Regions from separate parts of the Homo sapiens genome. Here region 2 is linked to region 1. Evidence: chromatin loops called from intact Hi-C (ENCODE). Cell type or tissue: IMR-90. All regions are shown on one strand. Links, peaks and the distances in the headings refer to the core of each region. The heading gives the core; the rest is flanking DNA. Region 1 has its middle 41 kb from the start of LINC02049. Region 2 overlaps GPR156 (G protein-coupled receptor 156).

Region 1 (16,227 bases), core at 4,299-12,298:
TAATGCAAAAATGGGTTGGGAAGGGGAAAGAGTTATGAAATTTTACTTCTTCCTTTGAAGAGCTAAAGGAATGAACCTATTTTGGCATGTCCTCAGGGCAGGAACAAGTACCTTAGCTTCTCCTCAGAAAGAGCTTCATGACCTTCTGAGTATCAGAGGTGGCCTTTCCTATTCTAGTTGCAAAGCAGGTAGGCCTAGTACACAATCCAGTTTCAACAGTCAACCAGTCAACCCACGTTTCCCATAATGCAGAAGTGCATAATGGCCTACCTAATGTAAATAAGTCTGAGCAATTAGTCTGGAAAGAAGGCTGGTGCCAGGTCTGAAAATGCCTTGAATCATTGGGGCATACAGGATGGTTGTACAGTTTTTTGTTAATGTTTTAATTATTTAAAAATTCATTCAATAGGAAATATATATGGTAAAAAATGAAAACTCCCCAGCCCACCACTATCTTACTACACTGAGGTAATCATTGTTGATAGTTTAATGTGTATCCTCCCAGACCTTTTCTAGGCCTTTAGAAACCACACATACATACTACAGTGCTTTTTACACAAATGGAATCATATCATACACATTGCCATTTGGTTTTGAAATATCTTGGAGAGCTTTCCATTCAGTATGTTTAGATCTTCATTTTAAAAAACAAAATAGAATTTTATAGTTGTATAATGGTTTACGTAAAAATTCCTTTATTGACGGGCATTTAGATAGTGTCCAGTTTTTCACTATTACATGCTATAATCAATTACTCATTTTCATTCTCTTCGAGTATTTCTACAGAATAGAATCATAAAAAAGAAATAGCCAAACAAAGGGCATGTCTATTTTAAACTCTGATATATACTGCTAAACTGCTCTTCAAAAAGATTGCTGGATGATTTTAAGCAGAGGAGTAATTTGTAGTATTGATACTGGATTGGAGTTTAAACCTAGAGATTATTAAGGCCATTTCAATAGTCTTGGTAAGTAATTTGATCAAAAGACCTGAGCAAGTCAGTGGGGATGAGAAAGTGGGGACAAATTTAAGAAACTCTGGGGAGGTAAAATTAATGAGATTTGGTGACTGTTTGGATAGGGCAGTGTCTTGGATGATTCTCAGGTGTCAAGCTGGTTAGTAATTCCATTAACACCATTATAAATATAGGAGGAGAAGCAGGTTTTCCTTCTGTTCCAGACTCAGTAAATGTCACCACCATTTTACTTACAAGCTCAAGCCAAAAGTCTTAATAGTTTAATCCCACATCCAACTTACCAGCAAGTCCTGTTAGACTCAAAATATAATCTGATTTCGAAAGTAGAGGTGACAGGACTTGCTAATAAATTGAAACTATACTCTAAATCTGACTTCATTGCTTCCACCACCTCCACCCTACTCCCAGCCACATGAACTCTCACCTTGACTACTCCAGCATCCTCCCAACTGGTCTCCCTGCTTCCATGCTTATCCCCCTCTCACACACACATGCATTTTAACCATTTCCCACACACAAAGGGATCTTTTAAATCTAAATTAGATTATCTCACTCCCCTTAAAACCCTTAATTGATTTTTCTTAGAATAACATCCAAACTTACTCTATTCACTAGGCTTTACATGGTCTAGCCCCTGGCTACCTACATCTGCTAGTCTACTCTCTAACCATATTGACATTCTCTGTGTTTCTCAAATAAGCCAGCCTTTTTCCTGCCTTAGATCTTTGCCCTAGTGGTATACTTCGCACTTGTCCCTGTTATTTCATTCTCAGCTTCAGTACCACCTCACAGAAGTCAGTCTTCTCCTTTCTCTAAAGGAATCGCTTCCACTATCATATTTTTGTTTTATTTTCTTCATAGAAAAATTATTTGAAATGAACTTGTTTATTTCTTATTTGATTGTTTATGTCTATCAACCCCTCAAAAGACTGTAAGCTCCTTGGGGGCATATAGAATTAATTCTGGCAAGTAGTAGGGTCTCAATAAATGTTGAATGGATAGATGGACAGAATTGGCACTAGGGAGAACATAGCCTTTTCTCCACCAGGGCTCATCATTTTGTTCCTGCCTGAATGGCAAGTCAGTTAATTATGTTCTTAATCAGTTAATTACGTTCATTTGTGGAACATGTTACCTAGGGCTGTGTCTCCAGGACCATCAGTAGGGGATGCTGGGATATAGCTTCTAGGGCATAGCCAATGAGATGTTTAGAGGCTTTAATTCTAGTAGCCATTAGCTTTAGTGTTTTTAGAAAAGGGAATTAAGTGAGTACTTTGTCTAGGGCTGCAGTGTTCAATAAGGTAGCTTGGTTGCTAGCATGCACTTGAAATGTATCTAGTCCAAATTGAGGTAGGCCATAAATATATAATATATGCTGAATTTTGAAGACCCAGCATGAGAAGAAAGAATGTAACATATCTTAATTTTTTATATAGAATATACATTGAAAAGAATAGCATAGAATCAATTGAATTAAAGAAATATAATGTTAAAAATAATTTTACCTTTTTTTTTTTACTTCTTTTAATATGACTGAACATGTAAGTCTACATAAACGGCTCACATTTGTAGCTTAAATTCTATTTCTATTGGACAGCACTGGTCTAGGGCATCTTCTTCAGGTGCTAGAGTTACACGAATAACGTTATGTATTGTACTTAATGATTATTTGCATTTTTCCTCATATACAAGTTTTTTACCTGAATGCTGTGCCCACCCTCCTCTCCTCCCCCACCCTCTACCTGAAAGGTAGGTTTTACTTTGTTTGTAGGCTCTTTGTTCTTGGGAACGAATGGATTTTGTTTCTGGTTTATTTTTTCCCAGTGGGGAGGTGGGTTGGGGATGGTTGGGGTAATGTGTTTTGTTTGTTGCTTTTTTCTTGAAGTAGGATAGAATGGAAGGAAACTGCAGTAATGGCGATAAGGAACTGAAGTTTTTAATTACTGAGACCAATAGTGTGACATTGACGAAGCTCTGACTTCTGGGTAACTGAGGAACCTGAGCATCCTGTGAAGCTATGCCAGAGATGGAGGAGCTAAGAGCCAGTCCTAAATCAGAGGAGAGTTGGAAGTCCAATGTGTTGATCTAGATGCATGTATTAATAGATATTGTATGTTAAATTGCTCATATGTTTATTACTTATCCTCTCCCGCCCCACTAGAATGTACACTCCATGAGAGCAGAAGCTTTATCTTTCTTGCTCCCTGTAGTATTCTGGCTCAATGCCTGGCACATAGTCATTAATACCTATTTGTTGAATGAATAAACAATTAAGTGGCAACTTCTTCAGGCCATGAGTAAACTATGGACCTTATATAAAGGGCTGCTATTTTCCATTTCTGTCGTTATTTCTATACCTAATATCTGTGATGCTATTTTGTATTAATTTTTTTGTCCAGAACTTCCTGTTTGGAATGCTTACGGATGGTAAGTGCTGATCTGTGTAGCAAAGGGCATTTTCCCAGCACCTGGTGAAGCCCCTTAACCAAAAATACATCTAGCCCAAGACTTGCACATTAATTTGTTCACTTAGTCTACCTTAAGATCACTCTTTAAAGAGGACATTTGTAAAGAACAAAGATTATGCTGTTTGTTTTGTTCTTAAATCTAGGAGTTTTATTTTCATAAAAAATGGTGGTTCTGTGGTTGCCTTCATGATATCAAAGACCCAGGTTCCTTTTATCTTTATGCTTAGCCTGCTTTGGCAAATGCTTGTTGCTTCATAATGCCTGATCCACCCTCACCTTCAGGTAGAAAGAAAGGAGGGTATTGGGGGATACATGTGCATGCCAGCTGAATCAGTATTCCCCCACTTTTTTTGTGTGTGTGGTGAAATTCACTTGACATAAAATTAACCATTTTAAAGTGAACGATTCAGTGGCAATTAGTATATTCATGGTATTATGTAACCCCCACCTCTATTCAGTTGCAAAACACTTTTATCACCCCAAAAGAAAACCCAGTATCTGTAAAACATTTACTCCTAATTCTCCCTTTCCCCCAACCCTTGGCAACCACCAGTCTTCTTTCTGTCTCTGTGGATTTACTTTTAATGAATATTCCATATAAATGGGGTCATATGGTATGTGATCTTTTATGTCTGGCTTTTTCACTTAACATGTTTTTAAGGTTTTTACATGTTGCAGCATGTATCAGTATTTTGTTCCTTTTTATGGCTAAGTAGTATCCCATTATATGTATATACCACAATTTGTTTATCCATTCAGCTATTGATGAATTTAGGTTGTTTCTATATTTTGGCTATTGTGGATAGCGCTGCTATGAATGTTTCTATAAGTATTTGTTTGAGTACCTGTTTTCAATTTTGGGGAGTATATACCTAGGAATTGCTGGGTCATATGTTCTGTGTTTCTGTGCTATTTCTTTTTGAAGTAATACTTCTTCCTGTACTATCTGCAGTAATTACTGTTATCCAATGGAGAGTAGTACAAGATGTCTCTTGTGGGATGTGGGAGTCAACAGAGAATACCAGAACTCTAGGGTCTGTGATCAGAGATTTCCTGGCAATAACTACAAAGGAGAGATTAATAGGAAATATGCATATATGCATATGAGGTAAGAATTCAGGAATTCCAGACAAACCCCCCCCAGGAAGGAATTAGGTTATCTAAGTCACCCTTTACATTTTTCCCCGGGATTCAGTCTCTGAGTCATACTGGATTCATCCTAGCCTTCTAGTGCCTTAATCTGGAACTGTGATCTGTATGCTCCAATTCTCTGTAATAGTCAAGCCTTCAAGTACAGGATCAGCAGTGGGCTGATAGCTTCATTTGGTTAAGCATGGAGGTGAGGCCCTTCTGTTTGAACATGCTTGGAACGGTACCTATATCAGGGGTGGTAGTGATGGCAGTTGTTAGCATTGAGAGGATGGATCCAGAGCGAAATTGCCTCTCACAGTATTTGTGCAGTATGGAGTCAGCGTTAATCAGCCCTATTCTACCAGCTTCAAAAACCGGAGGCTGGCAGCTTTTCATTTCAGGGTAGTGAGCTACCTGGGAGGTCTCAAGAATGATTCTGACAATGTTCCAAGGGAATCTTTCCTGCTGCTATGTGCCTGTGTGCAGGTATTATGTGTATGTAGGAGGGTGGAAAAAAGGCAAGACAGGGTGGGCCTTTATGTTTAGTGTGTGGGTGGGGAGGACCTACCGTGTGGTATATGTCAGTCACATTTCACATTTCTTACAGGCCTTAACTTCTAGTAAATTTAGTGATAATTTCTTTGCTGCTTTTTTCACTGAGACTCATTAAGCTATAAAATTATCACAATGTTACGGGCATCTGTGTCCATGTTTCCAACATCATTTAGGCATCTGGCTGCTTCCTACTGATGTAGCCTTCTTACCCCTCTCACCTCCTCCCCTGCCCCTACCAACAGTTGGGAACAAAACACTCACCAAGCAAAGAACTAACTGAAAGAATATGACAGTGGCTGCTTTTCCCTCCTACGCTACTATTTCTCAAAAAGTATTTTGGGCCAGTTTGGGAATTCTTAACTATGTCCTCGCTGCCCTCCCCTTATTTGACTCACAGATGTCTTTCCACACCACCTCCCCATCCCCCAAAATGAGCTTGGTAAGTCCCTTTCTAAAGTTGCCTTTCTCCTTGAGTGATACTCTACCTAGGCTACACCTTGGATCCTCCCTTGATTTTCTTCCCTCCTCTTTCCTGCATCCTCTTCTCCGCCATATCACTTCTGGAGCAAGCCTCTTAAACCTACTTCCTATGGTGAACATGAGTGGTTTTCATTTACTTCCCCACAGTTTTTATTCCTTCCCCACTCTCCATCCATGTGATTCAGCTGGGATTGACACCCATCATAGTGACTGGATATGGGTTCCAGGACAATCAAGTTACCTAAGGGTTTTTGTTGAAATGGAAAAAAAAAAAAAAAGCCACTCTTTTTTTCTACAAGGATTGCTAAGACAGAGACTAGAGGTGGAGAGAGACAGATTTCCAATCATGACACTTGAGCTCCTAAATTCTGCCACACTTGTAGCCATTCTTACCCTTACAATGATTTTCTGTTATGTGAATCAATACATTTTATTTTATTCTTGGGCCAATTTGAGATGGGTTTTTATCCCTTGCAATTAAAAGAACTGACCAAGACAAGACCTGTCAGCCTACTGTTATCTCCACTTCTATAGTTCCCTCTGGGCCCTATTCAATTGGAGACAGCATTTTGCCCATATCCTTAACCTTCTCAACCCCTGCCACTGACTCACTTCAGTATTAAAATTCCATACATACACTAGGGCTTTTTAGTCTATCAAGAGGCTTTCCTGTCTAATTCGATTTTTACATAAAGCTTTGAGGAAGATAGAGGAGGCATTTTTATCCCTTTTCTTCTGCTGAGGAAACAAGTTGAAAGAAGTTTATGCTGATTTACCCATTTCAAGCTATTTGTAGTCACTGCTGGGACTCAAACCTGATTTTCTTAACTGCAGATCTAGAGTTTCTCTTCTTTTCTTTTCCTTTCCTTTCTTTTCCTTCTCTTTCTTTTTTGTTTTTTTGAGATGTGGTCTCACTATGTTGGCCAGGTTGGCCTTGAACTGCTGGCCTCAAGCAATCCTCCCACCTCAGCCTCCCAAAGTGCTAGGATTACAGGCCTGAGCCATTGGACCTGGTCTTAGAGTTCTTTTTTTTATAAATTGTGTTGCCTCCCCTGGGTAGAAACACAGCTCTAATGTAAACTTACACTGTCTTCTCCCATGGAAACCTTTTTTTAACACCTGTAAGGCCCTGTGGGACAGAAGGCCTTTGTTTCACTATTTCTTTGAGATTGCTGTCCTCCATTTTTCAATATTTGAATAACATTTCATCTGTGTGTACCATCTACTACAGTCTTTGTTTCTGTTGTAGGTTCCTTCTCAAGGACTTATCCTAGTTTAAAAATACGACTTTTGCCCAAATTTCATTTGGGTCCTACTGCCCGTTGGAGAACCCTTTGGCTTCTTCGATCCTTCAACAACCCAAGACCTCCCACAAAGCCAGTCAAATCATTCATCATTTCTACTCTTCCTGATCTGCTTCTTATGATCCCACTCCTGGGCTGGGAAGTGCAACAGCAAAGAGACTAACGCATGCACTTTTGGCCTTGCTGCCTATTTTCATCTGGGCCCTTTCTGCTGTGCAGATCTCTAGGTGGCTACATTCTTATAGTAGCTGCTTCTCAACCTTTGCCAATCTGTTCATGGTCTTGCTTTCTCTATTTGATGTCTGAAACCAGTTTGCCTTCATAGAACTTCTATAATAAACATTACTGTTTGCCTACTTAGCATCTATTGCTTCCTTCCTTATAATATCTGATTTTTATTAAGGGATCCCCTTACCAAGGAAGTACATGTGTTTTAAGAGAAGCTAATGCTATAGTCATATCCACAGCTGGTCCTGATTGAGCCAAGGGTAATTACAGTAGTAATTGGGGCTGTTCCTAAATATTCTGGTTCTCCTTGGTACATAGTAGAATTGTATTTCCCAGCTTGTTGAAGTTAGGAGTGACCATATGACTTGCTTTGGCCAGTAAAATGTGAATAGAAATGATATATGTCACTTCTACGCAAACGCCTTTAAAAGCCAGTGTGTGATTCACCAGACCCCCTTCCCTCTGCTACAATGATTGCTAAAGCCTGTGTCAAGGTGAAGCCTCCATTAGCCTCTGTCCTAGGGTGACTATAATGGTAGAGCGCCCCCTGCTGACCCACACTGGCATGTAGTGAGAGCAATAAAATTTTAGCTGTATTAAATAGCCACTGAGATTTGGGGGTTGACTGCCATTGCAGTTTAAGTCCTAACCGAAATAGTAATCACATCCTCTAACCTGTACCTGGGTCAGGAACCTAGCCTAAACCAAGGAATAGGTTGAAAAAAAGCTTGTGACTCAGTTGGTACACTGAGATGAGAAGGGAGATTTGCTGGGGCTTTGATGAAAGAAGTAAGTTACTTTTAAGAAAGTAACTTTATGAAAGTAATTCATCAGAAGAGATGAATCCTCTCTTTCTCTGCATGTTGTGTGTAAACGTGAATCCTGGAGTTATTGTAGTCATCTTGCTACCTGCCTGAGGATAAAGCCAATGCAGGGGGAGAGCAGTACCAAAAGAATCACAGAGAAATGAAGCCAAAGCCCTCATTGAATCACAACCAATCATTACTCTACTTCTGGACTTTTTCATTTAGGAGAACCAATACATTTCCTTTACTGTTTAAGTCTTTTGAGTTTTCTGTTACCTGCCTCCAAAAGCATCTTAACAGTTGCAACTTCCTTTCTCGGTTCTTATTTCCACTTCCCACTCTTCCATTTAGTCTAAAAGAAATAATAACTAATAATGGCATTTGTTTAGAGAAGACTTACTCTGTAGCTGGCACTATGCTAAGTGCTTTTCAGAAGGAGATTATCATTCCATTTCAGAGTAGCAAAATGTGTGAGCTCTTTGAGAGCAAGATATATGTATTTTTAAATTTGTAGTTTTTGTAGAGATGAGGTGTTGCTAGGGCTGGTCTCGAACTCCTGGCCTCAAGCAGTCCTCCCACCTCGGCCTCCCAAGGTGTTGGGATTACAGGCATGAGCCACCATGCCCTACTTGTAAGAATCTTTTCTCATTTGTACATATTTGTTTTCACTGCAATTATGATATAGTACAGAGCCAGTACTGAGCAAATATTAACTGAACAAATATAAATTGACCTTTATCCTTAAAGGGCTTACTGTATTGTTGTATATTCAAGTGTTAGAAACCTGCAAGATTCAAGACCAATACAAGACAGTATATGCTGTTACTCAGTTGAAGATCCAAAGGGCATGGTACTAATAGTAAAGGCTATGAAAGAAAGATATTGTCATTATCATGATTGCCTGAAGGTTGGGAGCAAAAACTTTTTGGAAAAGGTCAAATTTGATCAAAAAAGAAGGATCAGAATTGAATAGTACAGCAGGTTGGGGAGTGGATATCCCCTAAAGTCAGGGCAATAACAGAAGCAATAAATAGCATGGTGTCAAAAAGGAACTTGGTGCATTGAAGAGTGTGCAGTATATCTAACTGAAGTGCTCAATGTTAGACCTTTTATTCCATTTTTCTAATCATAAGAGACAATAGAAAGCCATTTGCCTTTGAATTGCTTGAGGTAGGCTTGATATAAAAGAGGTATTGTGGCCACTACTCTGACTATATGCTCAAACCCCTTGCACACAGTAGTTAATGATGTTTGTAAACTTCAAATGCATCCATCCATGTACCATTTCTCCCCAGAGAGAGTAGAAGTTTCCAAGGGCTTGTGTGCCAAGCATTCTGCTTCTTTCCTGGCTCTCTTAATTCAATGCTAGACACATACTGGTGCACAGTAGTCCCTCAGTTAAGTACTAACTAAATTGATTTAAATTATCTGGTTTGGGGAAAGAAGTTATGTGCCTAGTGAGCCTGGTTTCTCAGCACATTAACACTTCATCAAACCTCTGTCAGATCAGATTCTCAATAGGATATCTTAAATACATGCTATTAAAATACCTAAATAGAAGTTCCATCTGTTTGAATAGACTGAGCCTGATGAATCAGCCAGAGAGGTGGGAGGCTGATCCAGCCAGACATGAACCTATCGGGTGGGGAACAGGCAGCTAGCTCTCCCTCCTTTTGCTACCCCGCTAGTGCTCACATTAGAATGTACAGATTTATGAAGTGAAAACATGATCAACCAGTTAGCAAAACGCAAAGACTGGAGCAAGCCGTAGGGCATTGTTTGTAGGCTCGCTAACAGATGTCCGGCTGGAACCCCTCTTCCCAGCTGTAGATCACACTGAAGCCCTTGTTAGAGTAGGAGAAAGAGGAGCCCTGGGACCTGCCCTTTTCACAAATCCTGGGCCACTGGAGTCTACATTTTGTTTTCATGCCATTGTAAAAAAAAATTTAAAAAGACACAAAAAAACAGGACTTATTTTGGAAACTGTCACCAGTGAAGTCACCAAGGACTTAAAGACATAAAATATAAAGATGGAAAAATGTCGAGGAAGCTGCATCCCTTCATATTTGCCCAGCAAAATTTTGCACGAACATCCATCCTTAATGAGAGTCATCAAGCCCAAATTTCCAAATGGTCTTGGCTGCCAGAATTCTAGTTACAATCAGCTTCTCCCCATTCCCATTTTCCCTTAAATACCCTGGTTGTGGGTTGCATTTTTCGATGCTGTGATTAAAGAAGGAAAATGATTTCAGGGTCACTCTTCACACCAAAATACATGTTTCAAAATGTTCTTTTCTAAACTTTGCTCCGATTGGTAGCACTTAGTACACAAGGCCTTGCACACAATAGGTGCTCAGTAAATAATTTGTTCAATTAAACTGAATCAGACTTCATTCTTCTAAACTAAGAAAAAAATTGAGTGTGCTTTCTTATTAGCACCACTGGCCTGATTTCTCTTCTACCGTGCTGTCTGTCAACTTGCCTTTCCATGTCTGTAGCCTTAACCCAGCCCCTAACACAAAGACATGCAAACACAGTCCCACACTATCCCATTCAAGTGTTTCTATTGCTCCTTTATGGGTCTGCTTATGGTATTTACTTTGTTAAATGAGAGAGGAAGTGAAAAGAATAATGTCTAAGAGTCAAAAGACCTGGATTCTCCTCCCACTTTTGTCATTACTTTGGATCTTAGGTAAGTGACTATGCGCTCAGATTCCTCATCTCTGAAGTAATAATAATAATATATATGCCTGACCTACCTCCCAGGATTGTTGTGAATATCAAATGAGCTAATATATGTGAAAACCCTTTGAGAACAGAAAAGGCTTTTTAAAGAACTGTTCTTATAAGAACCTCACCCAGTTCATGTACCCAGTAAAGCATCAAGAAGGTCTTCCATACCGTGTTTCCCTGGGAAATGGGTTCCTTCTCACCTCCTTTCTCCAGGAAATGCTAACTGGCTGACCTCCTGGGACACATTTACTCTGATGAATACACTGAGGTCTAGGGTTGGGCCCTCAGCTTTACAGCATCAGAAACTGGATCTTGACAGAGCCTCTGAGTTGATCAGACTAAGAGATGCTGACTCATACTAATCCACAAGAGACTGATATATAACCAGAATGCCAGTTTATTAATTTACAGTGGGAAACATTTGGCCTGATCTGTCCCTTTTCTCCCTACAGGCCAGTTGCATGGGAAGAGAGATCATCTGAAAGTTGCTCAATGAACAAGGAACTTTGACAAAGAGAGTTATATTATTCAAATGTTTGATAACATAGGGCTCTGCTCAACTGGAGCCTCTGTCTCCTCAACAGGAATCTGCTCCAGATGATCTAGATGTTTCAGGCACTGTGGCGGAAGCCCCCATTCCTGAACAATGCACACAAGAGCCAGTGTACCATGTGTGCCCTTTTCCCCACATTCCCTCTGTTGACCAACACATTGCTCTTTATATATATTAATCCTTTTGAGACTTCTTGCAGTGCACCTGTGGTTCCCAAAGCCAGTCTGCTGACCAGGAAGAAGCCGGTTGCCACAAAAGCACCTGGGATACATGTAAAGAAATAACGGGCTTGTATAGCTCTACTGGAAATTCTAATAATTAGGTCTGTGGAGGAGTCTAGGAATCTGAATGTTTACAGGCATCCCAAGTGACTCTGATCATCAGCCAGGTTGGGGAACCACTGATATAAAAGTCTTATTGGCTAATAATCTATTCTACCACTTTAAGACGACTTTGCATATTCTGATCAGATCCATTACAGACTGATTGTATAGATTAACTCTCAGAACAAAATATTATTTCCTAGTTCTCAAAGGCCAATCGCTGTTGTATCCTTGAGCTTGCTTCCTTCATTCTTTCTTTCCTTCCCTCTTTCCTTCTTTTCCTTCCTCCCCCCACCCCTCTCCCTTACATAAATATTTATAAATACATAATGCATAAGGAAGCTTACCAAGAGGAGGCTGTAGCAGTTGACACTCCAAGAGCCAAAACCAAAAGCTGCTGTTAGGTGATAATAGACTTGGAGGATTAGGATATATAAGCCTGGTGCACAGACCGCTCTAAGGCCAGCCAGTAATACCAAGGCCTGACATTGAACAATCTTGAGATAATTTCTCTGTGGTAAGCAACCCTGGGCCTTGGCATACTTCCTGAGCTGATGTCCTGTAGGAAACAACATTATGCTCCCAAGTGACCTTGAGGGAAACTCCAAGAACCATGTTTCCGTCCCGCTCATGACAAAGCAGACAGCCGTCTTTCCTCTCAAATATGGCTCCCATGTCGCTAGCACCTGGCAGTGCCTTGCTTCCAGCAGAGCACCAAAATCAGGACAGCAAAGTGAGAGTCAAATCTAAGGAGGGGTGCCAATGTGTGATGGGCATCTCTTTATACCAGGTTCTGTGTTCCCATACTATATATCCTATGCACCACAAAAATCACTGAAACAGGTTTCGGTATCTCCATTTTCTAGATGAAGAAATTGAGGCTCAAAGGGACTAAGTAACTTGCTAAATAAAGGTCATGCCAGCAGTTAAGTGGTGGAATTGGGATTTGAATCCAAGCTCACTCCGTTCCAAATTCTATGTTCTTTCCATAATCCCATGCTGCTGAGTAAACAGGGAGGTTGGAAGTGGGAGTTTTGAACATAAGCTTCATTTGCTATTCATACTAATTTATAGATAATTTTTATAATTTCTCTATACAGAATGACATATATAAATACATTTTTTTTCAAATATTCCATAACAACTATCACATTCCTACATATAAAATATACTAGCATCTAAATCTGCATTTGGTTAATCCTGATTCTTTTCTCAGGGGGAAAAAGGCGGCTATAATTAGGGATAGGATTGGGAGTCAGGATATCTAGTTTATAGTCCTGGCTCTGCCTTTCACTCACTGTGTACATTAGGAAATTCCTTTTTTCTTCCTGAGCCTCATTTTCATCATCTGTCAAAGGAAGGGTTGGATTAGATCTTTTACATGCTAGGATTCTAAAAATCTAGTAACACTGTTACCATGTTTCTTAATTGTTTTAGATCAAAGCACAGAAATTGAACAGTAGAAAAAGAAATCTGAACACATATATTAGAAGGCTATTTAATAATAACTAATTTTATTGAGCACTGTTTGTATGCCAGGGACTGTACTAACTAGTTTGTATTACTTATTTTGATTACTTCTTATCACATCAACTCTATTCTTATTTATCCATCTCTTAGGAATAGAGAGGTAAGTAATTTGCCCAAGATCACATGGCTGGTAAGAGGAGAAGCCAATGCTGAAATCCAAGCACAAGCCTAGGGCCAGCTCCTAAATATAGTCCTAGCTTCCACTCTTGCTTTACAGCTCCCACTCTGATGACTGTGTAGGACATTTATGAAAGTTGCATTTGGATTATCTGATCTTGGGACATGAGGAAAAAAGGACAGCACATATCAGCCCATGTAAGGGAATTTCCTAGAGACTATTGTTATGATTATCTCCCTTGGGAAAGGGAGCTGTAAAAGTTATATAGAATATGTTCAGGTTCAGAGAGTCAACTGCATCAGAGAAAACATTATACTGGTCAACAGGCCCTGGACATAAAATTACTTCTATTCCTTAATATTATTAGTAAGCTTTGTTTTCCTAACACCAAGGTCATAAAAGTTAGGCCCCAGTTTCTCTGCCTGGGTTTAAGTAGGAGGAAATAAATCAAGAAGGAGAAGAACTTTTCTTGCTCTTACTGATCCTGTGGAGGTAAAGGCAAGTGGGAGGAAGGAATGGTTGCTGGCAGGTAGATCAAGAACTATCAAAGGCTGAGTCCTGTACAGATGGGGATGCTGTATTTGATATCCACCCTATTCAAATGATGCCTTGATAGCCACCTATTGCTTCTGATCTCCCTGGACAGGGAAGTTGGGTGGCAAGGCTGAGCCATGGTCTAGGATGAACTATAAAAACATTACGAACCATTTCTATCCCCAAAGGATAATACCTGGACAAAACTACAAGAATGTCCACTCTTGGGACCAGGGATGGAATAGAGATAGAGCTACCAGCAATGTCACTACTTCTTTCTGTTTTCTTCCTTGCTCACTACCCACATTAAGTAGGACTCTTTTTCTTTTTTGTGTGCTTTGTATTGCATGTCATGCAGGTGGGTTGGAGAGAAGTGAAAAAGGCTGTCTATAAATTGCTGTAGCTAATTTAGAAGTCATTTTGCATCGTGTACCCAAGCCTACACTTTCAATAATGTCAGAAAAGTTTGCTTTACTTTTGCAATGCATCGATAGGTTAAAAGGCATTTTTATTAAACCTACAGGTGACACAAAGCTGGAAAGTATACCTATAGCTACAGAGCTAAATCAGAATTCAAAATTGTCTAGACAGTCTGGAGTTTCTTGTCTAACTCAATAAGATGGAATATATCAGAAATAATTGCAGAATTCTATATTTAGGGTAAAAAGCAAACCATCATATAAGTTCAGGATGGAGATGATTACCCAAAGAGCATTTGTTCATATGAAAGGACTGGGGACTTTAATTATCCACAAGTTGAATATTTTCCAACATTATGATGTGTGTGCTGGAAAAAAACAACCCAGTCTTTGACTGCATGAAGGGAAGTGAAGGAGAGATTATAGGAAGCCCTGGTCCTAGTGCAGTGGGCTGTGGTCAGACCACACTGAAGTACTGGGTTCTCTGGTAGGTACCACAATTCTTGAGGGATTTTGACCAACTTGAAGAAAAGTAATGGGTTGGTAAGGGTCAGGAAGTCAGGAATAGTTGACATAAATGATCACATTTAGCCTAGAGAAGAAAAAAAAGTCAACCAAAGGAATACCATATCCTTGTCTGCAAATATTTAAAAGGCTCTTGTGTGACAGGCAGAATAAATTTGTTCTGCCCTGTCAAGATGTAGAGATAAAGAGCAGAAGTTAAAGAAGGCAGATTTCAGTACAACATAAGTAAGAGCTTTTCAATACCTGAGCCGTTGTCCTAAAGAGAGAGCTCCTAGCAACTAGAGGTACTACAGCTATGGCTACCTTGAAGGAGAGAGGTGAAGTGCGAAGAAGACGCCACTGTCTGTTTTGCCAGGACTGGATTCATTGCTCTTATTTCACTGATATTTCATATATATTCTTGGGCCTCAACTTGGAAGCCATCAATTTTGGCTGAAGAACCAGGCCTGAGGATTCATAGCCCATGACTTTCTGAGCAGGGACTACCACTTCGGAATGCCTGAGCTTATAATACAGCCCCTTCCTTAGGAATTATCTGAACAGTGAAACTCACTCTCTTGTACTTATCCATTTGCTTAATAACAGAAGGGCTCACTTTGCTTCTTGAGCATATATTAGGCACTTATTTTTTTTTAATTTTTATTTATTTTTTTGAGACAGAGTTTCACTCACTCTGTCACCCAGGCTGGAGTGCAGTGAGTGATGTGATTTCTGCTCACTGCAACCTTTGTCTACCAGGTTCAAGCAATTCTCCTGCCTCAGCCTCCTGAGTAGCTGGGATTACAGGCATACACCACTACACCGGCTAATTTTTGTATTTTTAGAAGAGGTGGGGTTTCACCCTGTTAGCCAGGCTGATCTCAAACTCCTGACCCCAAGTGACTCGCCCACCTTGGCCTCCCAAAGTGCTGAGATTACAGGCATGAGCCACCATGACTGGCCATGTATTGTTTCTGCTATAGAAATATTTTATTACTCCATAGACTGTACTTTTATTTCTTTGAATTTCATTTGTTAATATTTAGACACTTTTTTCTGCTTTTAAACACGATGAGCAGACCTTTGATAATATAATAATTTTAATAATAATTAGAATTGTTACATGAAAAGAAATGAAAGTTTCTGCTCTGAGGCTTGGCTGTGCTGTTAACAATAGTGCCAGGAAGCCAGGCGCGGTAGCTATGCCTGTAAACCCAGCACTTTGGGAGGCCAAGGCAGGCAGATTATGAGGTCAGGAGTTCAAGATCAGCCTGGCCAGCATGGTGAAACCCTGTCTCTGCTAAAATTACAAAAAAAAAAAAAAAAATTATCCGGGCATGGTGGCGTGTGCCTGTACTCCCAGCTACTTGGGAGACTGAAACAGGAAAATCGCTTGAACCCAGGAGGCGGAGGTTGCGTTGAGCTGAGATCACGCCACTGCACTCCAGCCTGGTGACAGAGCGAGACTCCATCTCAAAAAAACAAAAAACAAAAAACAAACAAACAATAATGCCAGGAGACATCACCCTGCAAGGTACATCTATTCAGCCCCTAAGAGAGTCAC
Region 2 (16,227 bases), core at 3,976-11,975, 550 kb before region 1:
TTTTTCTGTTTTCCGTTTGCTTGGTAAATTTTCCTCCATTCCTTTATTTTGAACCTATGTGTGTCTCTGCACTTGAGATGGGTCTCTGGAAGACAGCATCTGGGTGTTTGCTGATGCTGACGGGTCTTTGCTCTTTGGCCAGCTTGCCATTCTCTGTCTTTTAATGGGGGCATTTAGCCCATTTACATTTAAGGTTAGTGTTGTTATGTGTGAATTTGATCCTGTCATCATGACGCTAGCTGTTTATTTTGCCAACTTGCTTATGTGGTTCCTTCATAGTGTCACTGGTCTGTGTACTTCAGTGTGTTTTTGTGGTGGCTGGTAAGTTTTTTCTTTCCATATTTAGTGCTTCCTGCAGGAGCACTTGCAGGGCAGTCCTGGTTGTAACAATTCCCTCAGCATTTGCTTGTCTGAAAAGGATCTTATTTCTTCTTCACTTATGAAGCTTAATTTGGCCTGATATGAAATTCTGGGTTGGAAATTCTTTTCTTTAAGAATGTTGAGGCCGGGCGCAGTGGCTCACGCCTGTAATCCCAGCACTTTGGGAGGCCGAGGTGGGCAGATCACGAGGTCAGGAGATCGAGACCATCCTAGCTAACACAGTGAAACCCCGTCTCTACTAAAAATACAAAAAATTAGCTGGGCGCGGTGGCGGGCGCCTGTAGTCCCAGCTATTCGGGAGGCTGAGGCAGGAGAATGGCGTGAACCCGGGAGGCGGAGCTTGCAGTGAGCTGAGATCGCGCCACTGCACTCCAGCCTGGGTGACAGAGCGAGACTCAGTCTCAAAAAAACAAAAAATAAAAAAATTGTTGAATATTGGCCTCCAGTTTCTTTGGCTTCTAGGATTTCTGCTGAGAGGTCCACTGTTAGTCTGATGGGCTTCCCTTTGTAGATGACCTGGCCTTTCTCTCTGGCTGCCCTTAACATTTTTTCTTTCATTTTGACCTTGGGTAATCTGATGATTATGTGTTTTGGGGTTGATCTTCTTGTGGAGTATCTTACTGGGGTTCTCCACATTTCCTGAATTTGAATGTTGGCCTGTCTTGCTAGATTGGCGAGGTTCTCCTGGATGACATTATGAAGTATGTTTTCCAATTTGGTTCCATTCTCCCCATCTCTTTCAGGTACTCCAATCAGTTGTAGGTTTGGTCTTTTTACGTAATCCCATATTTCTTGGAGGTTTTGTTTGTTTTCATTCTTTTTTCTCTATTCTTGTCTGCCTGTCTTATTTCAGAAAGACAGTTTTCAAGCTCTGAGATTCTTTCTGCTGCTTGGTCTACTCAGCTATAGACACTAGTGATTGGATTGTGACGTTCTCACGTTGTGATTCTCAGCTCCATTAGGTGTTTTATGTTCCTCTCTAAACTGGCTATTCTGGTTATCAGCTCCTGTAATGTTTTATCATGATTCTTAGCTTCTTTGCATTGGGTTAGAACATGTTCCTTTAGCTCAGCAAAGTTCGTTATTACCCTCATTCTGAAGGCTACTTCTGTCAATTCAGCCATCTCAGTCTCAGCCCAGTTCTGTGCCCTTGCTGGAGAGGTATTACAATCATTTGGAGAAGAGGCACTCTGGCTTTTTGAGTTTTCAGCATTTTTGCATTGATTCTTTCTTATCTTTGTGGGCTTATCTACCTTCAGTCTTTGAGGTTGCTGACCTTTCAATGGGTTTTTTTGGGGATCTTTTTTGTTTATGTTGTTGTTGCTGCTTTGTTTTTCTTTTAACAGTCAGGCTCCTCTTCTGCAGGGCTGCTGTGGTTTGCTAGTGGTCCACCCCAGACCCTAATCACCTGGGTCCCTTCTGCACCTGGAGGTATCACTATCACCAGCAAAGGGTGCAAAACAGCAAAGATGGCTGCCTGCTCCAAACTGACGCTGGCCCAAACACTCCTGTAAGAGGTGTCTGGGGATCCCTTTGGGAGTTCTCACCCAGTCAGGAGGAATGGGATCAGGGACCTGCCTCAAGAAGCAGTCTGGCTGCCCCTTGGGGGACTGGGTGCACTGCACTGGGGGGATCCCCTTTTGTCCAGACTGCCCAGACTCTCCAGAGCCAGCAGGCAGGAAAGGCTAAGTTGGCTGAACCACAGAGACTGTGGCCACCCTTCCCCTGAGGGGCTCTGTCCCAGAGAGATCAGAGTTCTGTCCATAAAACCCTGGCTGGAGTTGCTGAAATTCTCACAAGGAGGTCCTGCCCAGTGAGGGGGGATGGATCGGGGTCCCACTTAAAGAAGCAGTCTGGCCACAATCTGCCACAGCAGCTGTGCTGCGCAATGGGGAGGAAGTTCTGTTCTATGCTGTTTGTTGAGACTTTATCAGAAATTGATGTTGAAGTTTGTCAAAAATTTTTCTGTATCTACTGAGATGATCATATAGTTTTCTTTTTTAGTTGGTAAATGTCATGAGTTATTGATCAATCTTTAGATATTAAACAAAGCTTACATTCCAGGGATAAACCTCACGTTGTCACAATGATGTATTCTCTTTTTAACATTTGGTGATACTCAATTTGTTAAAATTTTGTTTAAAATTTTGAATCTATGTTTATAGGACATATTAGCCTATAGCTTTCCTCCTCCCTTCTTCTTCTTCTTCTTCCTCCTCTTCCTCTTCCTCTTCTTCTTCTTCTTCTCCTTCTCCTTCTTCTCCTCCTCCTCCTCCTCCTCCTTCTCCTTCTCCTCCTCCTCTTCCTTCTCCTTCTCCTTCTTCTCCTTCTCCTTCTTCTTTTTCCTATTCAATTTTGAAATCAGGGTAATACTGCCCTCATAGAATGAGTTGGGAATTACTTCTTTATTTTCAGTTTTTTTAGAAGAGTTTGAAGTTGAACTGGTAATATTTCTAAGTCACAGCTTAGTTGGGTGCCTGTGGCTCAGGTTTTCACATAAGAATACAGTCAAGGTGTCACAACAATACAGTCAAGGTGTCACCTGTTTCAAAGTTCACTGACATGGCTGTTAGCAAGCCCCAGGTACTTGCTGGCTGCAGGCTGGAAACATCAGTTCCTTGCCAATGGGGGCCTCTTTACAGGACAGCTTATAACACAACAGCTGGCCTCCCACAGAGTGGGAGTTAGTGGGACAATGAGAGAGCTCTAAGGTGGAAGCCACAGTTTTTGTGAACTAATGCCAAAAGCGACATCTCACTAAAAAGCAAGTTAGTAAGTTCACCTCATACTCAAGGAGAGAGGACTTCATAGGAGTGTGACTACAAGGAGGTGGGAATCATCGAAGAACATCTTAGAGGCTATCTACCATAGTTGTTTACAACATTACCTTATCCGTCATATCTACAGAATCTATAGTGATGTCACCTCTCCCATTCCTTATTTGGGTAATTGTATCTTATTTCTTTTTTTTCTGATCACTTTGGCTAGAGGTTGATCAGTTTTACTTATCTTCATAGCTTTTGGCTTTACTGACTTTTTTTTCCTATTGTTTTCTGTTTCCTATTTTATTTTCTAACCTGATCTTTATTATTTCCTTTCTTCTACTTACTTTGGGTCTCATTTGCTCTTTTTTTCTGTTTGTAAGGTGGAAGATGAGGTCATGGATTTGAGACATTTCTTCTTTTCTAATATGGGGTTTAGTTCTCTAGATTTCCCCCTAATACTGCTTTAGTGGCATCCAACAAATCTAGGTTGTATTTTCATTTTAATTCTGGTCAATATTTTCTAGTTTTCCTTTTGATTTCTTTTTTGACCATGGATTAAAGTGTTCTATGTAGTTTCTAAATATTTCAGGATTTTCCAGAGATCTTTCTGTTATTGATTTCCATTTTAATTTCATTGTCAGAAAACATAGTTTATATGACTTGAATCCTTTAATTTTTTTTTTTTTTGAGACAGAGTCTTGCTCTGTTACCCAGGCTGGAGTGCAGTGGCATGATCTCAGCTCACTGCAACCTCTGCCTCCCGGGTTCTCCTGCCTCAGCCTCCCAAGTAGCTGGGACTACAGGTGCATGCCACCACACCCATCTAATTTTTGTATTTTTAGTAGAGATGGGTTTTCACCATGTTGGCCAGGCTGGTCTCAAACTGCTGACCTCTGGTGATCTATCCGCCTCAGCTTCCCAAAGTGCTGGGATCACAGGCATGAGCCACTGCACCCGGCTTGAACCCTTTTAAATTTAATGAGACTTTTTCTATGGCCCAGAATATGATATATCTTGGTAAATGTTCCATGTGTACTTCAAAAGAATATGTATTCTGCTGTTGTTGGGTGAAAGGTAATATAAATGTCAATTGGGTCAAGTTGGTTGATAGTGTTCAAGTTTTCTTTATCTTTACTGGTTTTTGAAATTTTTATAAAAATTCAATATCTGCAACTGGATTTAAACATTTTTGTATTATTTTTATTGTGTTAAAATATTTTTCTTCCTCTCCTTTCTTGCATATACACACACATGAATACTCACACACACAGTCCCAAATTTAGAGACCACAGAATTGTAACGAAATAAAGCATCTGATTGTGATGCTGCATCTTTTAACAAATGTATTGTTCAATAAAACACTTTTGAAACTGGGTTATTTTATCTTTCCTTGTCTGACCTTGTAAGCCACTTAATTGTAAAATGTGTTTTTATTCACAATACCTCTTAATATTTTATTCTTTATGCCAAGTCATGCTCCCACTGCAAACAAAACAGGCAGCAAAATATTTAATAGAGTGAAAGAAATATAAGGGTTTCTAGTATAATGCTGTTTACAGGTGTTCCTGTTTTAACAGGATATATAAATACTTGATAAACCTTGTATTCTGCAAAATTATATGTAAAAATAATAGACTGTGGGGAAAATAGGATGGGGTCATAACACTCAAAACAGTTAACTTTGTAACAAGAGTATTAATAAAATATTAATTATTCCAACTAAAACACTACCACCCAGTAAATGTCCACTAGCATTTGTACCCAGGATCAAAGTCAACTTCTACAGTCTTAAATCTCAAGACACAGGTCCTCAGGGGCATTCATCTCCAGTAGATAACATTGTCAAAAAATTAAAAATCTGCTCTGGATCTGTGCTTTCTTTAACAATCAACTGAAGTTTTTAAACATAAGGCAAATGTCTTCTCCACTTCTTCATCTACTCCTACAGCCTCATCTTGTAGGGAAGACACAAGTTCTTAAGCCATTAAGCCAGACACTACTTGCACCAAGGGAAGGAACTGCCAAGCTTAAAGCTTCCTTTACTAGCTGTGAGAAAGCTTGCCCCTGAATGTTTAAATTATTGATTTGCTGGGGGAAAAGTAACATATGAATCAATGACATAATTTTCTTATTACCAACTGGGTAATACCAATTGAGTATTACTTTGCATTATAGAAACATGTTACAGCTGAAAAGACTGTACTCCATAGTTCTCTAACCTTGAAATGCATGATTTTCCCAGTCACTTTGTTGGCAGCAGCCACCGTTGGGATTTAAATCTCTTTCCTCCCAGGATCACTGGATGCATATTTACTGAGCACCTATTATATCCCAGAGTCTGTTCTAAATGCTGGAGACACAGTGGTGGGCACAAGAGGACAGGCAAAGTCCCTGTGTTCACAGAATTCCATTCTGGTAGGGGATACAGACAATCAACAGGTAAATCAACAAATATGGTAATAGCAGACTATGCTTGCTATAAGGAACATAAAACAGGCTGATAGGATATGGAATGAGATGAGGGGGTGATCATGGGTAGGGATACTACTTTAGATAGGATGATCAGGGAAGGTGTCTCTGAAGAGGTGACACTGGAGCCAAGACCTATAAGATGAGAAGGAACTAGTCATGGGAATATCTGAGGAGGACTTCCAGGCAGAGGGAACAGTACAGGAACAGTAAGTACAAAAGCCTTGAGATGGGAGTCAGCGTAGTGTGCTTGAGGAACAGAATGAAAAGTGGCTGAGGCAGTCTCTGGGGTATACTCTAGTTGGAGTGCCACGTATCACCACCATGCTGAGGCTGACCCAACAACCAATCACTGCTGCTTAACAATTCCACGTCCTCCATGCCTAACATGGCAAAACAGCATCCCAAAATGCAACTGACCAATTCTCATCTGAGTGTCAAATCCACAGGCAATGGAGCACGACATGCTTGGTCACCACACAGGGTAAGGCTGGAGTGGGGCTGGACGAGTTTGGCTGGTTTGAGGAAGTTGTTAATTTCTGATTGTGGGCTCCATCTAGAAGTCAGCTGTGGGCTAAGGAGAGGGCTGGAGCAGGGCTTCTCATGAGGCACCCTGGGACGGCTGTGGTAGGATGAGGGTACAGTGTGGGGGTGGGAGAGATGGGATGGGCCCTGAGGAAGGATGAAATTGCATCCAAGGCAAGGTGCTATAAGTCCCTTCAGAAAAAAGTCACCATTTTGCTTCTTTTGCGAATCCTGGGAGCCATACTTACCCTGATAAGCTGATGACTTTCTAGTCAGCCAGAATTATCTAGCAAATAGCCAGGTAGCAGTGCTTCACTGCTTTTGCAGAAACCCTAACTCACCCAGACTGGTTCTGCTGTGCTGTCCTCAAGTTTTTGTGTTGTTTTGGAATCCTCTACATGGTCTTCATTTTAAATACAGATACCTCATCTTCTCAGAAGGATTGTACCTCCATTATAGAGAGAGACTCTTCATTCTCTTCTTTGGATACCCTTGCAGTAGTTAGCACAATACCGACCTAGATCTTTCCCCTTCTCAACAGGTAGACTATTTCAGAGGGAATGTCTCATGTGGTTTAATCCTGTAGTGGGAGACCAGATAGTGGCTTGTGCTGCCAAAAGATACTAACATTTGGGATTTCATGATTGAGCTATGTGTGATGAGAAACTGGGCTGCTTACCTGTTCTTCCTGCAGTGAATTGTAAAGGCAAGAAAGAAAAGTATCAGCAGAAGTCCACAGCTGAGAAAAGTCCAAACAATACCCAAGAGGACAGGAGATAATGAAGAGATGGTCTTACTGCTGTGGTGGGAAGATGTCTGAGGACAGAATAAGGAGGAGCTGTTAGGAATGAAGGATCTTCTATAGGTCAAAAACAAACTGCCCCATCGTCACCAAGTGCTGGGAAATATGTATCCTGCATGAGCAGTTTCTCCTCCCACTCCTCCCCTTCCTCATCCCCCTTTCCCTCCACCTCCTCCTCCCCAACACCACCACCACCACATACATCTGAGCAGCCCTGGCATCCTGTGGCTGCTCACTTACAATTGTTGTCTTGCAGAGATCATGAAGGGGTCTCCGATCCAGCTCCTGGCCAGGAAAACTGTCACACAATTCAGAGCAGTTTATTTCAGGCTCCATGTCACCACATGCCCCTGTTGGTGTGTGCTTATTCACAGTCTTGGTTACCCACTGGTAGGGATGTAGATCTTTGACTAAGACACAAGAGCAACTCAAATCTTTTCTTCAGAGGCCCCATTTTGGAGCTGGCTGCAGGCTCAGAATCCAGAGTGAACAACCCATTCAGGTAGAAGCAAAGGGTTATTTCGCTAGGCTCCTTCATCAGACATCCTTCAACTGGTGACCCTCCAAAGTCAGACATCCTTCAACTGGTCCCCTGCTGCGAGTGCATGCCATGTGAGTCAAGAGTGGACATCTTAGTAACCATCAGGCTACACAAGGTGATGATTCTGGTTAACCACCAGATGGCAGTCACTGTTCGAGTACCCTCACTCTGGTTCCTGAAGAAAGGAAAGCAATTAAACCTGTTAAACAAAGGCATGTATACACACACACACACACACACACACACACACACACACACACACACACGTAAATGGTTTATTAGAGAGGTTTTAAAATATCATCTATTTTAATTATATAGTTATATTTTATTATACACTTTATTATATATATTACAAAGGTATCAAATATCATATATTTAAATCAACATATTTTAAGCCATTATAGTAAATAATATTTTTAAAACAAAGATAAAGCATATCTAACATTTTCTGCAGTTTCTTTTCAGATCCTGTTTATGGCCCAGTACTGTAAAGACCTTAGCTTAGACTTGTGAGCCACATTTTTCTTTTTTCCATACTGGGAAACCCAGTGCCCTCCCAAGATCTTTCTAGGCAGCTCATGGCTTAAGTTCTGTCTGATCCTGGATGGTGCTGGGCTCAGGTGCCCCATGCTGTCTCCACACATGATCTGTCGGTCACTCTAGCTCTTGTTCTCTCTAGCTCTTGTTCTCTATGTCCAGTCGGCTGGGGTCAAAGAAAGGTACCCAAGCTGCCTGCAAGAGTCTTTGTGTGTTTGTATTTAAACTGTGAGACTAACAGGCGTGAGATAGACTACTCAGGCAATAGGGAAAGAAACTGGGGAGCTCTAGGAACTCCTGCAGAGTGAGTGGCTGGCCAGAGGATGGTGTTATTTCTCTCAGAAGATCCTTGCAATATGAATAATGTGATCTAAAGAGAAGCTCAGCCTTGTGGAACAAAGACAGAAAGGCAAAAAGGCTCAAATTAGCACCAGTAGAAAAGATAGCCATATCCCTAATTCTTTAAAACAATCAATCCCTTAATAGAGAAAATAGATTTGAAATTTTACCAGTGGTAATCTAAAAGAGGCTGCCACTTCTGCTTTGTATTTTTTAAACAGCTTAGCACAGTTTTCTTTGATTGTGGAGGAAAATTGGACAAGGCAAAAATATCCATTACTATTATCTCAATAGCCACTGAACACAGGGCCCATGTTTAAGCCAGAACAACAGTGACAGGTGGAGAGTGCCATCTTTGGAGTCTGTGTGCTTAGGCACAAATAATATAGCACCAGGTGCTGACCATTCATTGGCCTCTCATATGTTCCTGAATTATTTACCAGGTTTATTACAATGAAATCCCAAGAGAACTAAAAGCCACTATCTCCCATCAAGGCATTTAAATTATTGCATATTCTAGTCAGATTATTGAATGCAAAATTAAGAAGCAAATATAAAAACCTATTTGCATTCTAATTTAGTTGAGATTTTAATTGCTAGAAAGATATTTTTTCTTTTCTTTTTTTTTAAAGTTAGAGATTTCCTATTGTGCCTTCTAGCACAGAACCATACTGCAACCACAGGGAGGATTATTACAACATGATGGATTAGAAGAAAATGTATTTTTCCTATATTGCCCTTTTAATCATAGTGGCAAATAAGTACACTTATATTTGAACCATTATTCATTCAATGTTTATATATTATTATATCATTTGGAAGAAGTGTATATGTATATGTATGGGTGTATATATACATAAAACCTCATTTTGTCCTCACTACAGTGTTTTGTGATGTAAACACCATTCCTCATTTTCAAATAAGTAAACTGAAAAGCAGAGAAGAAGAAAACCCTGCTCCAAATCTGCAGAGGCAAGAATCCCAGGAGTTTACATTCCAAGGTCAATGTCATCCCAGTATACACTCCACATGGTGCAGACACTCTGGACTAACTTCTTCCAAGAAGATACCAAGGGGCCTCTTGGGTTTCTTCAGCTTTAGTTCCCAGAGGTGCACTTCTGTGGGCTCCCTAGAGCTTGGCATGCCATAGTGCCTCTTTACCAGTAGTTCTCAACTATGCAATTTTGCACCTTTAGGGGACATTTGGCAATTCTGGAGACATCTGTGGTTGTCAAAATTAAGAGAAGGATGCTATTCACATCTAGTAGGTAGATGCCAAGGATGCTGCTAAACATACTATAATTCACAGGATGGTCTGAACAACAAAGAATTATCTGGCCCCAAATGTCAACAGTGCTAAGGTTAAGAAACCCTGGTCAACACTGTGCACCCCAGGTGGGCTGACAATCTTAAACTTAAATTATCTTTGAGGGATTCTGTAAATATGATGGGGTTGTCCATCTGAGCCTAAAGTCCTGGGGGATGCAACTCTGACTTGGAATAAATTTCTGAGCACATTCTAGAGGTACCCTTGGATAAGCTAAACTCACTGGCTTGGAACCCTGAATGCTAGGCCCCTCTTCAGTCCATGGATATCCAGTGTAGAAACTTTATATACCGTGATATTGGGCTCCTACATGGGACAGGCATTAAACTGCAAACTTGGCACACATTCAGAGAGATTCACACAAGAGGAGCTGATGAAACAATGAAGGGCTCAATCATTGAAAGGAAAGAGTTGAATGGTTTCAAAAAGTGTTTAGTGATTGGGAAAGTGGGTGGGGAGTTATCAGAGAGGGTAATGGTAAGACTTCTGACCACAAGATATATACAGAATCGAAGGCACAAAGGGAAGGGTCTTCCAGGCCCCTCCAAAAGCTACCTTCCCCCTGTACCCTCACAACTAAGTCTCTAGGGAGAAACTGTTTATGTCATAGACAGTAGTAGACCCAAGGCCATGTGTGGTAGTGTTTGCAATTTATTTGACAGAGATTACAGAATCCTTCCCAGTGATTAGGATCAGGAAAACAGACACTATCCCCAAGCAAGATGGTCATTTGCAAGTTCACCCCTCTGTACAGGCCCATATCTTTCTCACAAAATCTCTATTCTTCTATACGTAATTTATGACCAGTCATACAAATACTGTCTTTTAACAAGTTGTTTTGGTTGTTTTGCAGTTGGTAGAACTTCTGCTTCTGTCTGTGAAGAATTAACTGCTGTGCAAATTGCTTTTTTCTGTGAACAAGTTGAAAACCAGACAAAACACATGAAAGAATCATTTTCAGGCATTGTACAACAGATGCCACACAACTGGGCTTCCTAAGAGATACTGCCTGGAGGTCATTTCCAGGTCACAGCACGTGGAGGGAAAACCAATCAGAACCTAGAATTCTACCTGAGGTAAGGGGGAATGGATTGGAATTTAAGGATGTTGAGGTGGTTAGAATTTGTGGGACAGAGTAATGAAGAAGAGGGAGATACAGAGAGTGGGGAGAGCACTTTGGAAATCTGCAGAGGATCCCCCCCAGTCTTCTCCTAAGTATGATTTGGATATGAGCTGGAAGAAACTACTTGGAGTTGAAGAAAAAAACACTGATAGGCAATAGCTGAGTAATTCCTGGAGCTCACACAGGGCTGAGACTACCCTGTGTTTCCATCAGCCAGTGTGGAGAGACCCCAAAATACACAGGACATTGGATAAAATCCTCAGAAAAGCCACATCTTAGTAGTAAAAACAAATTAACTCTAAACTAGATGTTACTCTGGATATACCCTAAAGGAAAGTCTCAAATGGATCAAAGTGATCTGTAAAAACTCAACTGCATTCCAGAACACAACTCAATGCTCTTAAAAGGAATATAACAACATCCAGTGCTCAACAATGTAAAATTCAAAATAATCACCAGGCATTCAAAGAAATGAAAAAATATGACCTATACCCATAAAGTTTTAAAAAATAGATAAATAATATCAGACACAGAAATAACAGAAATGATATAACTATCACACAAGAACCTTAAAACAACTATTATAAATATGCTCTAGGATATAAAGCAAAATATGAACAAAATGAGGAGAGAATTGAAAGATAAAAAGGAGATCTAAATAGAACTTCTAGAGATAACAATATAATATCTGAAATAAAAATGTAACAGATCAGACATTGCAAAAAGAAACATTGGTTAACTTAAAAACATAGCAATAGAAATTATCCAAAAATCTGACCTCATTTAAAATTGCTTCACACTCCCTCTGGCTTTTGTAAATGTTCTTTCTCTGATCTGCCTTTTCCTCCATTGTCCTCAACAGCTTTTATTTTTATTTATTTTTTTTTTTTGAGACAGAGTCTCACTCTGTTGTCCAGGCTGGAGTGTAGTGGCAGGATCTCAGCTCACTGCAACCTCTGCCTCCCAGCTTCAAGCGATTCCCCTGCCTCAGCCTCCCTAGTAGCTGGAATTACAGGCACCTGCCACCATACCCAGCTAATTTTTGTATTTTTAGTAGAGACAGGGTTTCACCATGTTGGCCAGGCTTGTCTCAAACTCCTGATCTCAAGTGATGCACCCGCCTCGGCCCCCCAAAGTGCTGGGATTACAAGTATGAGCCACCATGCCCAGCATGTCCTCAACACCTTTTAATGTGTTATTTAATTTATATATGTATTGGTGTCCACCGATTATTGACTTCCCCCATTAGAACACAAATTCTGTGAAAGTAAGGATCTTAATTTTGTATACCAGTGTATTTTCAGGTGCATAAACAGAAAATGATTGATAAGAATGATATATGGCGGCGGATCAAGATGGCGAAATAGAAGGCTCCACTGATCATTCCCTCTGCAAGGACACCAAGTTAACAGCTGTCTACACAGAAAAAAACACCTTCATAAGAACCAGAAATCAGAGCAGAAAGGCAAACTAGATCAAACTCAGCTGAAATGTGCAAACGGAGGGAGGATTTAAAACAGCCCTAGCCAGAGAAGAATCACCAATCCCAGTGGTCTAAACTTGAGTGCCTGTAAACCTCACCAGTGAAGGCCACAGTGCTCTTTGTCTCCAAGTAAACTTCAAAAGCAGTCTAGGCCATAAGGACTGCAACTCTTAGGTGAGTCCTGGTGCTGAACTAGGCCCAGAGACAGCAGACTGGGAGTGCATGCAACCTACTGAGACACCAGCTGGGGCAGCCAAGAGAGTATTGGCATCACCCCTCCCCTTACCCCAGGCTACACAGCTTACAGCTCCAAAAGAGACCCCTTCCTTCCACTTGAGAATAGGAGAGGGAGAAGTGGGGAGACCATTGTCTTGCGTCTAGGATACCAGCGCAGCCACAGCAGGATAGGGCACTGGTCAGAGTCATGAGGCCTCCATTCTAGGCCCTAGAAACCAGGTGACATTACTAGACACACCCTGGGCCAGAGGGAACCCACTGCATTGAAGGAAAGGACCCAGCCCTGCCGGCATTTATCACCTGCTAAGTGAAGAGCCCTTGGTTCTGAATAACCAGCAGCAATAACCAGGGACTATGTTGAGGGCCTTGGGTGAGCCTCTGAGACTTCCTGGCTTCAGGTAGAACTCAGTACATTACCAGCTGTGGTGGCTGCAGGACAAAACTTCTGCTTGATAAAAGCAGAAGGAAATGTAAAAGGGACTTTGTCTTGCACCTTAGGTACCACCACAGATACAGGGGGTTAGAATACCAAGAGGGCTCTTGGAGTCCCTGATTACAGGACTTGACCCTTGGGCAGCATTTCTGGACCTTCCCTGGGCCAGAGGGGAGCCCACTGTCCTGAAGGGTGAGTCTCAGGCTAGGTAACATTCAGGACAAGCTGATTTAAGAGAACTTGGGCCTTAAGGGAACATCAGCAGTAGTCTGGCAGTCCTCCTCATGGGCTGGGTTGGCAGTGGCCAACATGGCGAAACCCTGTCTCTACTAAAGGCAGTTCCTCTGCCTTTGGAAAGGGGAGAGAAGAGTGGGAAGGACTGTGTCTTGTGGTCTGAGGGCCAGCTCAGCCACAGTATAATAGAATACCAGGTAGACTTCTAAGGTTTTGGACTCTAGTCCTTGACTCCTGGACCTACCTGGGGCATAGGGGAAGGACAAAGCCTTTCCTCTAAAATCTGGAACACAACAAGGATGCCCACTGCCATCACTGTTATTCAACATACTACTGGAAGTCCTAGCTAGAGCAATTAGATAAGAGAAAGATATAAAAAGCATCCAAATTGAAAAGGAATAACTCAAATGATCATTGTTTGCAGACAATATGATCTTATATTTGGAAAAACCTAAAGACTCCACAAGAAAAATGATTAGAACTGATAAATTCAATAAAACTGCAGGATACGAAATCAACACACATTTACCCAAATAAACATGAATCATTCTAGTATGTTCATTACAGCATTATTCACAATAACAAAGACATAGAATCAACCTAAATGCCCATCAATGGTAGACTGGATAAAGATAAAAAAATAAAGTTCTTGTAATACACAAGAACTTCACAATGCAATCACAAGTATCCATAGGATGGACCAAGCAGTGGAAAGAATTTCAGAGCTTGAACACTATCTTTCTGCATATAGACAGGCAGACAAGAATACAGAAACAAATAAAAAGAGAAGGAATGAACAAAACCTCAGAGAAATATGAGATTATGTAAAGAGACCAAACCTATGACTTGACTGGGGTACCTGAAAGAGAGGGGCAGAATGGAACTGAGTTGGAAAACATGCATCAGGATAGCATACAGGAAAACTTCTCCAAGCTAGCAAGATGGGCCAAAGTTCAAATTCAGGAAATGCCGAGAACCCCAGTAAGATACTCCACAAGAAGATCAACTCCAAGATACATAATCATCAGATTCTCCAAGGTGAAAATGAAAAAAAAAATGCTAAGGGTAGCCAGAGAGAAAGTCCAGGTCACCTACAAAGGGAAGCCCAACAGAAAACAGTGGACTCCTCAGCAGAAACTCTACAAGCCAGAAGAGACTGGAAACCAATATTCAACATTCTTAAAGAAAAATATTTCCAATCCAGAATTTCACATCGGGCCAAACTAAGCTTCATAAGTGAAGGAGAAATAAGATCCTTTTCAGACAAGCAAATGCTGAGGGAATTTGTCACAACCAGGCTGCCCTGCAAGCACTCCTGAAGGAAGCACTAAATATGGAAAGGAAAAACTGTTACCAGCTACTACAAAAACATACTAAAGTACACAGACCAGTGACACTATGAAGCAACCACAAAAACAAGTCAGCAAAATAACCAGCTAGCATCATGATGACAGGATCAAATTCATACATAACAATACTAACCTTAAATATAAATGGGCTAAATGCCCCCAATTAAAAGTCACAGAATGGCAAGCTGGATAAACAGCCAAGGGCCATCAGTATGCTGTCTTCAAGACACCCACCTCAAGTGCAAAGACACACATAGGCTCAAAATAAGGGAATGGAGAAAAATTTATGAAGCAAATGGAAAACAGAAAAAAGCAAGGGTTGCAGTCCTAGTTTCTGACAAAACACACTTTACACCAACAAAGATAAAAAAAAGACAAAGAAGGGCATTCCATAATGGTAAAGCGTTCAATTCAACAAGCAGAGCTAACTATCCTAAATATATATGCACCCAATACAGGAGCACCCAGATTCATAAAGCAAGTTCTTAGAGACCTACAAAGAGACTTAGACTCCCACACAATAATAGTGAAATACTTTGACACTCCACTGAAAATATTAGACATATCACTGAGACAGAAAATTAACAAAGATATTCAGGACCTGAACTAAGCTCTGGATCAAGAGGACCTGATAGATATCTACAGAACTCTCCACCCAAAAACAACAGAATATACATTCTTCTCATCACCACATGGCACTTTTTCAGCAAAGGCAAAAGTATTGAAATCATAACAGTCTTTCTGACCACAGCACAATCAAATTAGAACTCAAGATTAAGAAATTCACTCAAAACCACACAACTACATGGAAATTGAACAACCTGCTCCTGAATGACTCCTGGGTAAATAACAAAATTAAGGCAGAAATCAAGAAATTCCTTGAAACTAATGAGAACAAAGAGACAACATACCAGAATCTCTGGGGTGCAGCTGAAGCAGTGTTAAGAGGAAAATTTATAGCACTAAATGCCCACATCAAAAAGCTAGAAAGATCTCAAGTTAACAACCTAATATCACAACTAAAAGAATGACAGAACCAAAAGCAAACAAATTTCAAAGCTAGAAGAAGACAAGACATAACCAAGATCAGATCAGAGTTGAAATGAAAATATAGACACAAAAAACCTTTCAAAAAAATCAATGAATCCAGGAGCTGTTTTATTTAAAATTAATAAAAAGATAGGCAACTAACTAGACTAATAAAGAACAAAAGAGAGAAGAATCAAACAGACACAATCAGAAATGTTAAGTGGGATATCATCACTGATCCCACAGAAATACAAACAACCATCAGAGAATACTACACACACCTGTATGCACATAAACTAGAGAATCTAGAAGAAATGGATAAATTCCTGGACACATACACCTTCTCAAGACTGAAGCAGAAAGAAATTGAATCCCTGAATACACCAATGACACGTTCTGAAATTGAGGCAGTAACAAATAGCCTAACAACCAAAAAAAGCCCAAGATCAGACAGATTCACAGCTGAATTCTACCAGCGGTACAAAGAAAAGCTGGTACCATTTCTACTGAAACTTTTCCAAAAAATTGAAAAGGAAGGACTTCTCCCTAACTCATTCTTGAGGCCAGTATCATCCTCATACCAAACCTGGCAGAGATACAACAACAAAAAAAGAAAATTTCAGGCCAATATCCTTGATGAACATTGAGGCAAA

What was found. A loop is a pair of places that touch in the nucleus more often than their neighbours do. Peaks named below come from ENCODE experiments on the same cell type or tissue, not always from the same donor. Only the 100,000 strongest peaks of a DNase experiment are listed, where the experiment ranks them.
Region 2: it touches region 1 in a loop (6-fold over the local background); 50 of 110 quality-filtered maps call a loop at or near these places.

The regions. Positions count from the first base shown.
Region 1 is chr3:120,787,549-120,803,775 of GRCh38, forward strand. No RefSeq gene overlaps it. Among named protein-coding and RNA genes, the nearest start is that of LINC02049, 41 kb to the right of the region's middle. RefSeq lists an enhancer at 7,514-7,808. In IMR-90, for the core only: CTCF peaks have their summits at 4,671 and 7,685 (motif pointing left); DNase peaks (open chromatin) are centred at 4,643 and 7,673; H3K27ac peaks cover 229 bases.
Region 2 is chr3:120,236,821-120,253,047 of GRCh38, forward strand. It overlaps GPR156 (G protein-coupled receptor 156), which reads right to left. Exons shown (of 10, transcript NM_153002.3): 2 at 7,183-7,658; 3 at 6,820-6,956. The coding sequence starts at 7,278. Among named protein-coding and RNA genes, the nearest start is that of GPR156, 40 kb to the right of the region's middle. RefSeq lists an enhancer at 5,892-7,091. In IMR-90, for the core only: a CTCF peak has its summit at 7,622 (motif pointing right); a DNase peak (open chromatin) is centred at 7,621; H3K27me3 peaks cover 945 bases.